Linked DNA regions of Homo sapiens: region 1 is linked to region 2. Evidence: chromatin contacts called from ENCODE Hi-C or POLR2A ChIA-PET data. All regions are on one chromosome and are shown on one strand. The core of a region is the stretch at or near the end of the contact, and the rest is flanking DNA. Distances in the headings are between cores, read along the strand shown. Region 1 holds the start of SLC36A1 (solute carrier family 36 member 1). Region 2 overlaps FAT2 (FAT atypical cadherin 2).

The links. Hi-C counts contacts between places; a loop is a spot of excess contacts on that map. ChIA-PET counts read pairs that join two places held with the same protein, here RNA polymerase II (POLR2A). Pooled maps may share reads with other maps.
Region 1: a loop to region 2 is called in a map of mammary epithelial cell, with 4 times the contacts of the local background. The contact joins the promoter of SLC36A1 here to the enhancer-like site in region 2. A Hi-C loop is called at or near these places in 1 of 168 maps with a recorded cell type or tissue (mammary epithelial cell) and 3 of 50 pooled maps. POLR2A ChIA-PET finds 5 or more read pairs at or near these places in 3 of 52 experiments (AG04450, BJ and OCI-LY7).

The regions. Positions count from the first base shown.
Region 1 is chr5:151,445,092-151,450,666 of GRCh38, reverse strand. SLC36A1 (solute carrier family 36 member 1) reads right to left here and starts at 3,064. Exons shown (of 11, transcript NM_078483.4): 1 at 2,854-3,064. RefSeq lists an enhancer at 3,035-3,084.
Region 2 is chr5:151,565,724-151,572,183 of GRCh38, reverse strand. It overlaps FAT2 (FAT atypical cadherin 2), which reads left to right. Exons shown (of 24, transcript NM_001447.3): 2 at 3,233-6,460. The coding sequence starts at 3,253. Among named protein-coding and RNA genes, the nearest start is that of FAT2, 22 kb to the left of the region's middle. RefSeq lists enhancers at 303-815, 2,712-2,801. Within about 2 kb of position 1,468, at least 4 of the 41 ENCODE cell types and tissues checked have a DNase peak (open chromatin) inside an H3K27ac peak, as active enhancers do; they include mammary epithelial cell, where a contact is called at or near this core.

The sequences.
Region 1 (5,575 bases), core at 1,815-4,314, 120 kb after region 2:
ATAGTTACCTGAGACAAGGTTATAAATAGAAACAAAGTAATCACAAAACTGGACATCAGCTCCATCCACTCTACATGCCAGTAAGTGGACATCTGCTCCATCCATCCCACATGCTAGTAAGTGGACATCGGCTCCATCCATCCCACATGCTAGTTAAGTGGACACCAGTTCCGTCCATCCCACATGCTAGTAAGTGGACATCTGCTCCATCCACTCTACATGCTAGTAAGTGGACATCTGCTCCATCCACTCTACATGCTAGTAAGTGGACACCTGCCCCATCCATCCCACATGCTAGTAAGTGGACACCGGCTCCGTCCATCCCACATGCTAGTAAGTGGACACCGGCTCCGTCCATCCCACATGCTAGTAAGTGGACATCAGCTCCATCCATCCCACATGCTAGTAAGTGGACATCAGCTCCATCCATCCCACATGCTAGTAAGTGGACATCTGCTCCGTCCACTCTACGTGCTAGTAAGCGGACATCTGCTCCATCCACTTTACATGCTAGTAAGTGGACATCGGCTCCATCCATCCCACATGCTAATAAGTGGACATCTGCTCCATCCACTCTACATGCCAGTAAGTGGACATCGGCTCCATTCATCCCACATGCTAGTAAGCAGACATCTGCTCCATCCACTCTACATGCCACTAAGTGGACACCTGCTCCATCCATCCCACATGCTAGTAATAAGTGGACATCTGCTCCATCCATCCCACATGCTAGTAAGTGGACATCTGCTCCATCCACTCTACATGCTAGTAAGTCCAGTCCTAGAATGTCACAGACTCTTGAGTTGAAAGAAAACTTAAAATTTTGTCTAGTCCAACCCTCTACCCAACAATCTAATTTCATCTACAACATCCCCGAAGTAATTGCCCAGAGACGATTACCTCCAGTGACAGGGAGCTCCGTGCTCAGTGTTCTAATACAGGAGACCACTAATTCTTTGAAAGTTTTTAACACTTACCAAACACCCTTCCCTTATGGCACTTTCATCTATTGGTCCCAGTTGTAGTCTCCAGAATATTATAAAATAAATGGAATCCCTTTTTCTTACACCGCCTTTGGAACAGAGAAAACTCTGAGCACTTCGAACTGCCACAAGAGGAGGCTGAATGAACAGCTACATGCCTTAAAGGGAAAACAAGGACTCCAGAGCAGGCGAATATAAACGATACAATCAGAAAACAAAGGGAGAGGCTTAAAGCTGTTATCAGCACAGCCTCTGCTGCACGTAGCCTCCATCCCCAGACAAACACAAAGTTTGTCCCTTTCCACTTGACTTCAAGAACATTTTTAACGAAAACATGTTCTAAATGTACAAGTAAGTTAATTACTGTAAACGAGGCTCTAGACAAGAGTCAGAAGAGGGCCCTGATCATGTTTAAAATAATAACAGACAGTTAAAAATCATTTTCAGCTGTTAGTATTTAGCTTAGACATAATACAGAGATAGGAAGAAAGAGGAGGAGGATTTTATAGCAACAGAGGAATAAGCAGAGGAAACTGCTTCCTACACAATTAGATTAAGTCTTGTTGCAAGGCTGATACTCAGTGTACACAGCGGGTAAAATCTCTCGGAATAAAAAAACAAACAGACCCTGGTCAGGGGCACTGGCTCACACCCCTGTAATCGCAATACTTTGGGAGGCCAAGGTGGGAGGATCACTTGAGCCCAGGAGTTTGAGATCAGCCTGGGCAGCATAGTGAGACCTCATCTCTATTTAAAAACAAACAAACAAAAAAACAAGCCTAGAAAGATGCACAACATCCAGATCACAGCAGAAGGGGCCCTTAAGAATTCAATTCCATCACTGTCTAGACTGAGAAACCCAAACGCGAGTCACTTAAGGTTGCCAGGTAAGCGGCAGAGCTAGGACAAAATATCCTGATTCCCCAATCTCTGTTCTGTCCATTGCACCATGATGCTATCTTCAGCAAAATTCAAATAACTGCAAAACGTCCATCCAAATAAGCAATCCCAAATCTGACAAGTTACAGAAAAAATAAAGCAAAGGTCTTTACATTCTTCAAGTTAACGTCAGGGCTCTCCACAACCTCGGCTCAGCCACCTATCTTCCCAGAAGCACATTCCGATTCATATTTCATATTTTGGTGTGACTTACATAGAATGCAGGAAGGTTAGAAACCAAACCTACAGAAGGATGAGTTTGCAGAAAAATAATGAACAAACAGGGAACCACACCCAGAGCAAATCCAACCCCAGCGGTGGAAAATGCAGACAGCTAAAAAGGGAGAGGACTAAAAGAGAAAGGGACAGAAAGGAGTGCCTTTTCACAGGTGAAGTTTCCCGCAGGAGGCGGTGTGGCGAAAAGCAAACAGCTGCTGAAGCTTAGGAACATTTGCATTCTAGTCGCAGGTCTCCGGGTCTCCGATTAACTCACTGGATGACCTTAGGCAAGCCCTTACCCCTTCCCGGAGTAAGGGCTCAGTTTCTCCAACTGTCCTAGGAGGGAGCTGCACCAGACGACTTCCCAGCGTCCTTGCAGTTCTGACCCAAAGACCCATTATGAGCCTGTCTCAAGCAGCGCTCCCGCAGCGGGCAAGACATTTGCTGGAAACGGGGAGACCTGTGCGAAGCGTGAAAGACGCCCTAGATGGTCCTTTGGGTTATCTTCACCATCTACCCCAGTTTCCCCCACCTGTCAGTCAAACAGGACGGTGAGATCCCAACCCCACGAGGTCAAGGGAGATAGCGCGAGGGACAAGGGATCTCCACGCTTCGCCCAATTCACAGAGGGGTGTCAGCGTCGTACCGCAGCTGCGGCCCGGGGACGCCAAGGAGTCGCGGACCCACAGCCCGGGCGGATCCAGTGCCTGACCTGGAGCATCTGCCACGCCGGGAGGAAGGCGAGGTGGGTCCTGCCCAAGGCGGCGAGCGCCGCCAGCCGGCAGCCAGTGGAGGAACTCACTGCTCGGGTTCTGGCCCCAGCTCCGGCTCCGGCTCTGGCTTCAGCACAGCCCACCCTTCCCGGGTTCAGTATCAGCCCCTCGCCATCCTCCTTTGCTGCCCGGCAGCCGCTTCCGGACCTCATCACGTGATCCCACCGCCCACGCCAGAGGCCGAGGTCACGTGCTCCCTTGAGCGGCCGCGCCTTTTTTCTCACTGAGCTCCGGAGCTCTGCTCCACAGCACCACCTGGCGACCTATTACTGCCACTGCTGGAAGGACTATGTTCCTGGGCGCTGGGGACTGCGAATAGGAACTGAACAGGGCATTGATCTTGGGCATGGGGCAGAGTCCAGTCGAAGAGCACTGTCCCTTGAGTTGTGGGTTTGTGAAATATTGCTAATTTTTACACTGGCTGTATTTTCTTTTACACATCTCGATGAGTTTGTATTGCTTTTATAATAAGAAATATGCATATTTTTAAAACTTCCAATTTTTCAGAAGCATACACAAACTATCATCTGTGGTTGCTACTGGAAATGGAACTGTGGGGTAGGGCAACATTATCTTTTAATACATTCAAATTTTTAAAGTAACATTTTTAAATGGATGGCAACATTTCAGTATTGTATTATCTAGGCTTCTCCTTTTACCTCCTTGTTACAGACTTTTCCTTTAACAATTATGTAACAAATAGGCTTCAAGTCAAAAACTGTCACAAGAGACAGAGAAGATCATTGTTTAATAATAAAGGGGTCAATTCATCAAGAAGACACAACTGTAAATATATATGCATGCAAAATTGGAGCACCTAAATACATACAACTAATATTAATGGCCATGAAGGGAGAAATAGATAGCAACACAATAGTAGGAGGGTCAATATCCCACTTTCAACAATGGATAGAGCAACTAGAGAGAAAATAAGGAAATAATGAACTTGAATTGCACTTTAAACCAAATGAACCTAACAGATATATACAGAACTTTCCATTCAACAGAAACAGAATACACATTTTTTCTCTAACACACTTGAAACATTCTCTAGAATAGACCATATGCTAGTCCAAAAAACAAGCCTTAAATTTAAGAAGATTGAAATCATATTAATATTCTTTCAGACCATAATAATATGAAGCTAGAAATCAATGACAGGAGGAATCTTGGAAAATTCACAAATATGTGGAAATTAAACAACACGCTTTTTTTTTTCTTTGAGACAAAGTTGCGCTCTTATTGCCCCATCTGGAGTGCAGTGGTGCAATCTTGGCTCACTGCAACCTCTGCCTCCTGGATTCAAGCGATTCTCCTGTCTCAGCCTCCCAAGTAGCTGGGATTACAGGCACGTGCCACCACGCGCGACTAATTTTGTATTTTTAGTAGAGACGAGGTTCACCATGTTGGTCAGGCTGGTCTCAAACTCCTGACCTCAGGTGATCTGCCCACCTCGGCCTCCCAAAGTGCTGAGATTATAGGTGTGAGCCACCATACCCAGTCCTATGCTTCGAAACAACCAGTGGGTCAAAGATGAAATCAAACGGGAAATTTAAAAAATATTTTCAGACAATTGACAATGGAAACATAACATACCAAAGCTTATGGAATGCAGCAAAAGTAGTTCTAAGAGAGAAGTTTATAGCAATAAATGCCTACATTAAAAGAGAAGAAAGAGACCAATTAAATAGTTTAACATTATACCTCAGGAAACTGGAAAAAGAAGAGCTCACAAGACCCAAAGTTAAAAGAAGAAAAGAAAGAGCAGAACAGAAATAAATCAAATAGACAACAGAAAAAAAAACAGACAAAATCAATAAAACTAGAGTTGATTTTTTGGAAAAAATTAAATTGACGTACCCTTTGCTAGTCTAAGAAAAAAAAGAAGACTAATAAAATAAAAAATGAAAGTGAAGACACTACAACAGAAGCTTCAGAAATAAAAAGAATCATATGGGGCTATTGTGAACAATTATTTGCCAACATATTGGATAACCCAGATGAAATGGAGAAATCCCTAGAAAAATACAACCTACCAAGATTGAAATCAGGAAGAAATGGAAAGCCTGAACAGACTAATAACAAATAAAGAGATTGAAGATGAGACAGGGACTATCTGACTTTCTGGTTTTCTGTTTAAACTTCCCAACAAGACCAGATGGCTTCACAGCTGACTTCTACCAAACATTCAAAGAAGAAGGTTTGTTACTAAACTCTTCCAAAAAATGGAGCTAGAGGGAATACTTCCAAACACATTTTATGAGGCCAGCATCACCTTGATACCTAAGCCAGAGAAAGACGCCACAAGAAAAGAAAATTACAGGCTGATTTCGCTAATGCACATTGGTACAAAATCCTCAATAAAATATTTGCAAACAGAATTCAACAACAATCAAAAAAATTATGTATCATGACCAAGTGGGATTTATCCCTGGCATGCAAGGCTGGTTTAACATACACTAATCAAGCAATATAATACATCATATTAACAGGATGAAAAATGAAAACCACATGGTTATCTCAATTGGCCTGGCAAAAGCATTTGACAAAGTCCAACATCTTTTCCTTCCCTAACCCCCACCCCAACATACCTTCTTGATAAAAAAAAACTCTCAATAGTTTAGGTATAGAAAGAACATTCCTCAACATAATAAGGTCGTT
Region 2 (6,460 bases), core at 219-2,718:
AAGAAGACAGTCATTAAACAAATAAACAAGAAAATATTGGGTAGTGATATATGTCATGAAGAAAATAGGGCAAAGTGATAAAGAGGGGAATTGACAGGAAGTCTACTCCAAACAGGAGCTCAGGAGGTGACATTTAAGCTGAAAACTGAATGACAAGAAGGAATTATTCATGTGAGAATCTTAAGGGAAGCAGTAAGTGCAAAGGCCCCGAGGCAGGTCTGGGTTTTGTGTGGCTGCAGCTTGTGAACTGGAGAAGTAGCATGGGCCCAGGAGGTGCAGAGCCTTCTAGGCCAGGGCAAGGAGTTTCTATTTTAATCTAAGTGCTATGGGAAGCCACTGGAAAGTGTTAAGCAGGGAAGTCATATGAATTGATGTACGTTTACACAAGATGTTTTAAAATAGTGGTCCCTGGGTGTTGTGAACTAGGAAGGTAGTACAAGGAGCCTAACATGCTTCTGCGCCCTGCAAGCTTGTTCACTCATCTAAACCTGGGGCCAGGAAACAGCTGTGCAGACACTGTTCCCTCCCTCAGCAAACTACTCCCCAGGTGTGCAGGTCCTACAGCCTGGGCAGGTCATGGGCACCAAGCCACCATCCAAGGGTGCATTCTCTCTGCATTTTATCCTCCTCCAGGGAGATCCCTCCCCTTCCCCTTCCCTACAGCTCATCTTAACGGCGCCTGCATTGCAAGGCACCGGTGCAGCCATCGAGCAGAGTATCTTGCTGGGGCCTGCCCAACACGGGTGCTGACCTGGTGAACAGGAAGCTCTCCACACAGCAGGGCAGGCAGGGCTGGGAGGCTGCGTGCACCCTGGGCTCACAGAGCTGTGGAGCCAGTGGACCTGGGACTGGGGTGAGGACTCACTTTCCCTTGGGGTTTCAACTTCAAAAGCAATGCCATCCTGCATGGGTTGGGGGCTGAATGACTCAGGCGTCCCCTTCTGCTTGTGGGGGCTGGGTCAGGGGTAGGGTGAGTGTGGCTTTTGCCTGGGGCTGGCCCCACTATGGGCTGCAGCTCTAAGCATGGAAGGACAGTAGTGGGCAGGCAGGGCGGGAAACGTACAGCAGCTCTTTCTGCCACTAACTTTCAGACCTCGAATGAAGAATCTGCCACCTTCCTGCCCTCTCTTTTCTGAGGTGCCTAAGCTTAGGGCACCACCAACAGAATCTCAGGAGTTGGGAGGCGGGTGGTAGGGAAGCTCGAAGGGTGGGACATATTGAAATTATTTTCTGTCACAGGCCTTCAGACCCCGATTTAGGCAGACTTTTCTATTCCTGCCTCTTATCTCGGAATGCTGTCAGCATGATCTTGGGGAACCCTGTGCCCAGTTCACACAGGACTCTGGCAAGACGGGGCTCCAAGCCTCTCCTTCCCCCTTTGCCTTGGAAGTTTAACTCTTCCTTGGCTTTGAAGAGCAAGGCAACTGGAAAATCAGGTCTGGCCAGTTTCATCCAAGAATGCTCCAGCGCATCTGGCTGGCAGCCATGAAGCTCCTAGGAATCAAGGCTCCCAGGGGCAAGCCAGGCATCAGCCTGGTGCACCAGACCTACACATGGCCCTGCCAAACCCTGCCCCGCTCCTCCTGCCCCTTGCCCCATCCTTGGCCCTGGTGAGTCTCACATTTTCACCCAGGCTGGAGTTCGGGGATGGGCTCTGTGGGAAACAGCAAGGGTCTAAGAGAGGCGAAGCATTTATTCATGATCAGTTCAACAAGAACTAACTCCCAGGGACTAGTTCTTACCCGGCCACACACTGTGTGACTTGGAGCTTGACTGATCTCGACTCTGGGGCTCTATTTCCCCATCTATACTCATCTATGATGAAAAGCAGGGACAGAAGCCCATCATCTCTAATGTCCATTTCAACTCAGACATTCCAGGAGCCTGGGAGTTTTCATGTTCCAGGTTACATGATGAGTCAGAGTCATGCCCTGTCTATAAGGGACATGTGGTGAAACAGGTATAAATAGGACTGGGGCAAGGAGGCAACCCTGGTCTGTGCAAGGAGCTCCCACTAGCTATAAGGCCCTGGGCAGCTCCCTTCCTTTTATGAACCTTAGTTTCCTATTATCAATAATGGCTGACATTAAATTAGAACTGACAATAAACTAGGCACTCTGATAAGTCATTTACCTTTATTATTTCACTGAATTTTCACAACAATCCTAAGAGATTGATGATTTTCTTATCCTTATTCTACAGAAGGTGAAATGAAGGCTCATGAGGTTAAATAACTTGCTCTAAAAGTCACCTACCTAGCAAATGACAGAGGCAGGGCTGACAGCCAGGCAGCCTGATGCCACGCCTGGGATCTTGGTCACTTTGCTTTCCTGCAGCCTCTGCATGTGCGGAAACAGCTCAGTTTGGCTAGAGCTCAGCCCCAGTGGAAAGGCCTTGTAGGAAGGAGAGAGAATAGTAGTTTAGAACCAGATAGCTAAACTTGGTTCCTGGCTAAGAGTTGGGACTATCTCACCATCGCCCAAGGAGTCACAGAAAGTTTTTGGGAAAAAAGAGTAAGAGTTCAGGACTGTGTTCTAGCTGCTGAGTGTCTTTGAGAGAGCATTTTGAACTAGTCTGCTATTCTTCAGCCACGGGGTTTCTCAACCATGGCACTATTGACATTGGGGCTGGATAATTCTGTTGCAGGGCTGATATGGTTTGGCTGTGTTCCCACCCAAATCTCATCTTGAATTGTGGCTCCCATAATCCCCCTGTATCATGGGAGGGATCCAGTGGGAGGTAATTGAATCATGGGGGTGTGTTTTTCTCATGCTGTTCTCGTGATAGTGAATAAGTCTCATGAGATCTGATGGTTTTACAAAGGGGAGTTCCCCTGCCTACGCGCTCTTGCCTGCTGCCAAGTAAGATATGACTTTGCTTTTCCTTTGCCTTCTGCCATGATTATGGGGCCTCCCCAGTCATGTGGAACGGTGAGTCCATTAAACCTCATTCCTTTATAAATTACCCAGTCTCAGGTATGTCTTTATTCTCAGTGTGAGAACTGACTCACACAAAGGCACTGTCCTATGCATTGTAGGTTGTTTAGCAGTATCCCCAGCCTCTACCTGCCAGATGCCATTAGCACCACCACTCCCAAGCTGGGTCAGCCAAAAGTATCTTCAGACATTGCCAAGTGTCCCTTGAGGGTCAAAATCACCTCCAGTTAAGAATCACAGCAGTAGAAACCATTTTTTCCCCCTAACTTGCACCCTGTCTTTTATTTTCTGCCCAGGGTTTCGGGAGTTTTCCACCATGACTATTGCCCTGCTGGGTTTTGCCATATTCTTGCTCCATTGTGCGACCTGTGAGAAGCCTCTAGAAGGGATTCTCTCCTCCTCTGCTTGGCACTTCACACACTCCCATTACAATGCCACCATCTATGAAAATTCTTCTCCCAAGACCTATGTGGAGAGCTTCGAGAAAATGGGCATCTACCTCGCGGAGCCACAGTGGGCAGTGAGGTACCGGATCATCTCTGGGGATGTGGCCAATGTATTTAAAACTGAGGAGTATGTGGTGGGCAACTTCTGCTTCCTAAGAATAAGGACAAAGAGCAGCAACACAGCTCTTCTGAACAGAGAGGTGCGAGACAGCTACACCCTCATCATCCAAGCCACAGAGAAGACCTTGGAGTTGGAAGCTTTGACCCGTGTGGTGGTCCACATCCTGGACCAGAATGACCTGAAGCCTCTCTTCTCTCCACCTTCGTACAGAGTCACCATCTCTGAGGACATGCCCCTGAAGAGCCCCATCTGCAAGGTGACTGCCACAGATGCTGATCTAGGCCAGAATGCTGAGTTCTATTATGCCTTTAACACAAGGTCAGAGATGTTTGCCATCCATCCCACCAGCGGTGTGGTCACTGTGGCTGGGAAGCTTAACGTCACCTGGCGAGGAAAGCATGAGCTCCAGGTGCTAGCTGTGGACCGCATGCGGAAAATCTCTGAGGGCAATGGGTTTGGCAGCCTGGCTGCACTTGTGGTTCATGTGGAGCCTGCCCTCAGGAAGCCCCCAGCCATTGCTTCGGTGGTGGTGACTCCACCAGACAGCAATGATGGTACCACCTATGCCACTGTACTGGTCGATGCAAATAGCTCAGGAGCTGAAGTGGAGTCAGTGGAAGTTGTTGGTGGTGACCCTGGAAAGCACTTCAAAGCCATCAAGTCTTATGCCCGGAGCAATGAGTTCAGTTTGGTGTCTGTCAAAGACATCAACTGGATGGAGTACCTTCATGGGTTCAACCTCAGCCTCCAGGCCAGGAGTGGGAGCGGCCCTTATTTTTATTCCCAGATCAGGGGCTTTCACCTACCACCTTCCAAACTGTCTTCCCTCAAATTCGAGAAGGCTGTTTACAGAGTGCAGCTTAGTGAGTTTTCCCCTCCTGGCAGCCGCGTGGTGATGGTGAGAGTCACCCCAGCCTTCCCCAACCTGCAGTATGTTCTAAAGCCATCTTCAGAGAATGTAGGATTTAAACTTAATGCTCGAACTGGGTTGATCACCACCACAAAGCTCATGGACTTCCACGACAGAGCCCACTATCAGCTACACATCAGAACCTCACCGGGCCAGGCCTCCACCGTGGTGGTCATTGACATTGTGGACTGCAACAACCATGCCCCCCTCTTCAACAGGTCTTCCTATGATGGTACCTTGGATGAGAACATCCCTCCAGGCACCAGTGTTTTGGCTGTGACTGCCACTGACCGGGATCATGGGGAAAATGGATATGTCACCTATTCCATTGCTGGACCAAAAGCTTTGCCATTTTCTATTGACCCCTACCTGGGGATCATCTCCACCTCCAAACCCATGGACTATGAACTCATGAAAAGAATTTATACCTTCCGGGTAAGAGCATCAGACTGGGGATCCCCTTTTCGCCGGGAGAAGGAAGTGTCCATTTTTCTTCAGCTCAGGAACTTGAATGACAACCAGCCTATGTTTGAAGAAGTCAACTGTACAGGGTCTATCCGCCAAGACTGGCCAGTAGGGAAATCGATAATGACTATGTCAGCCATAGATGTGGATGAGCTTCAGAACCTAAAATACGAGATTGTATCAGGCAATGAACTAGAGTATTTTGATCTAAATCATTTCTCCGGAGTGATATCCCTCAAACGCCCTTTTATCAATCTTACTGCTGGTCAACCCACCAGTTATTCCCTGAAGATTACAGCCTCAGATGGCAAAAACTATGCCTCACCCACAACTTTGAATATTACTGTGGTGAAGGACCCTCATTTTGAAGTTCCTGTAACATGTGATAAAACAGGGGTATTGACACAATTCACAAAGACTATCCTCCACTTTATTGGGCTTCAGAACCAGGAGTCCAGTGATGAGGAATTCACTTCTTTAAGCACATATCAGATTAATCATTACACCCCACAGTTTGAGGACCACTTCCCCCAATCCATTGATGTCCTTGAGAGTGTCCCTATCAACACCCCCTTGGCCCGCCTAGCAGCCACTGACCCTGATGCTGGTTTTAATGGCAAACTGGTCTATGTGATTGCAGATGGCAATGAGGAGGGCTGCTTTGACATAGAGCTGGAGACAGGGCTGCTCACTGTAGCTGCTCCCTTGGACTATGAAGCCACCAATTTCTACATCCTCAATGTAACAGTATATGACCTGGGCACACCCCAGAAGTCCTCCTGGAAGCTGCTGACAGTGAATGTGAAAGACTGGAATGACAACGCACCCAGATTTCCTCCCGGTGGGTACCAGTTAACCATCTCGGAGGACACAGAAGTTGGAACCACAATTGCAGAGCTGACAACCAAAGATGCTGACTCGGAAGACAATGGCAGGGTTCGCTACACCCTGCTAAGTCCCACAGAGAAGTTCTCCCTCCACCCTCTCACTGGGGAACTGGTTGTTACAGGACACCTGGACCGCGAATCAGAGCCTCGGTACATACTCAAGGTGGAGGCCAGGGATCAGCCCAGCAAAGGCCACCAGCTCTTCTCTGTCACTGACCTGATAATCACATTGGAGGATGTCAACGACAACTCTCCCCAGTGCATCACAGAACACAACAGGCTGAAGGTTCCAGAGGACCTGCCCCCCGGGACTGTCTTGACATTTCTGGATGCCTCTGATCCTGACCTGGGCCCCGCAGGTGAAGTGCGATATGTTCTGATGGATGGCGCCCATGGGACCTTCCGGGTGGACCTGATGACAGGGGCGCTCATTCTGGAGAGAGAGCTGGACTTTGAGAGGCGAGCTGGGTACAATCTGAGCCTGTGGGCCAGTGATGGTGGGAGGCCCCTAGCCCGCAGGACTCTCTGCCATGTGGAGGTGATCGTCCTGGATGTGAATGAGAATCTCCACCCTCCCCACTTTGCCTCCTTCGTGCACCAGGGCCAGGTGCAGGAGAACAGCCCCTCGGGAACTCAGGTGATTGTAGTGGCTGCCCAGGACGATGACAGTGGCTTGGATGGGGAGCTCCAGTACT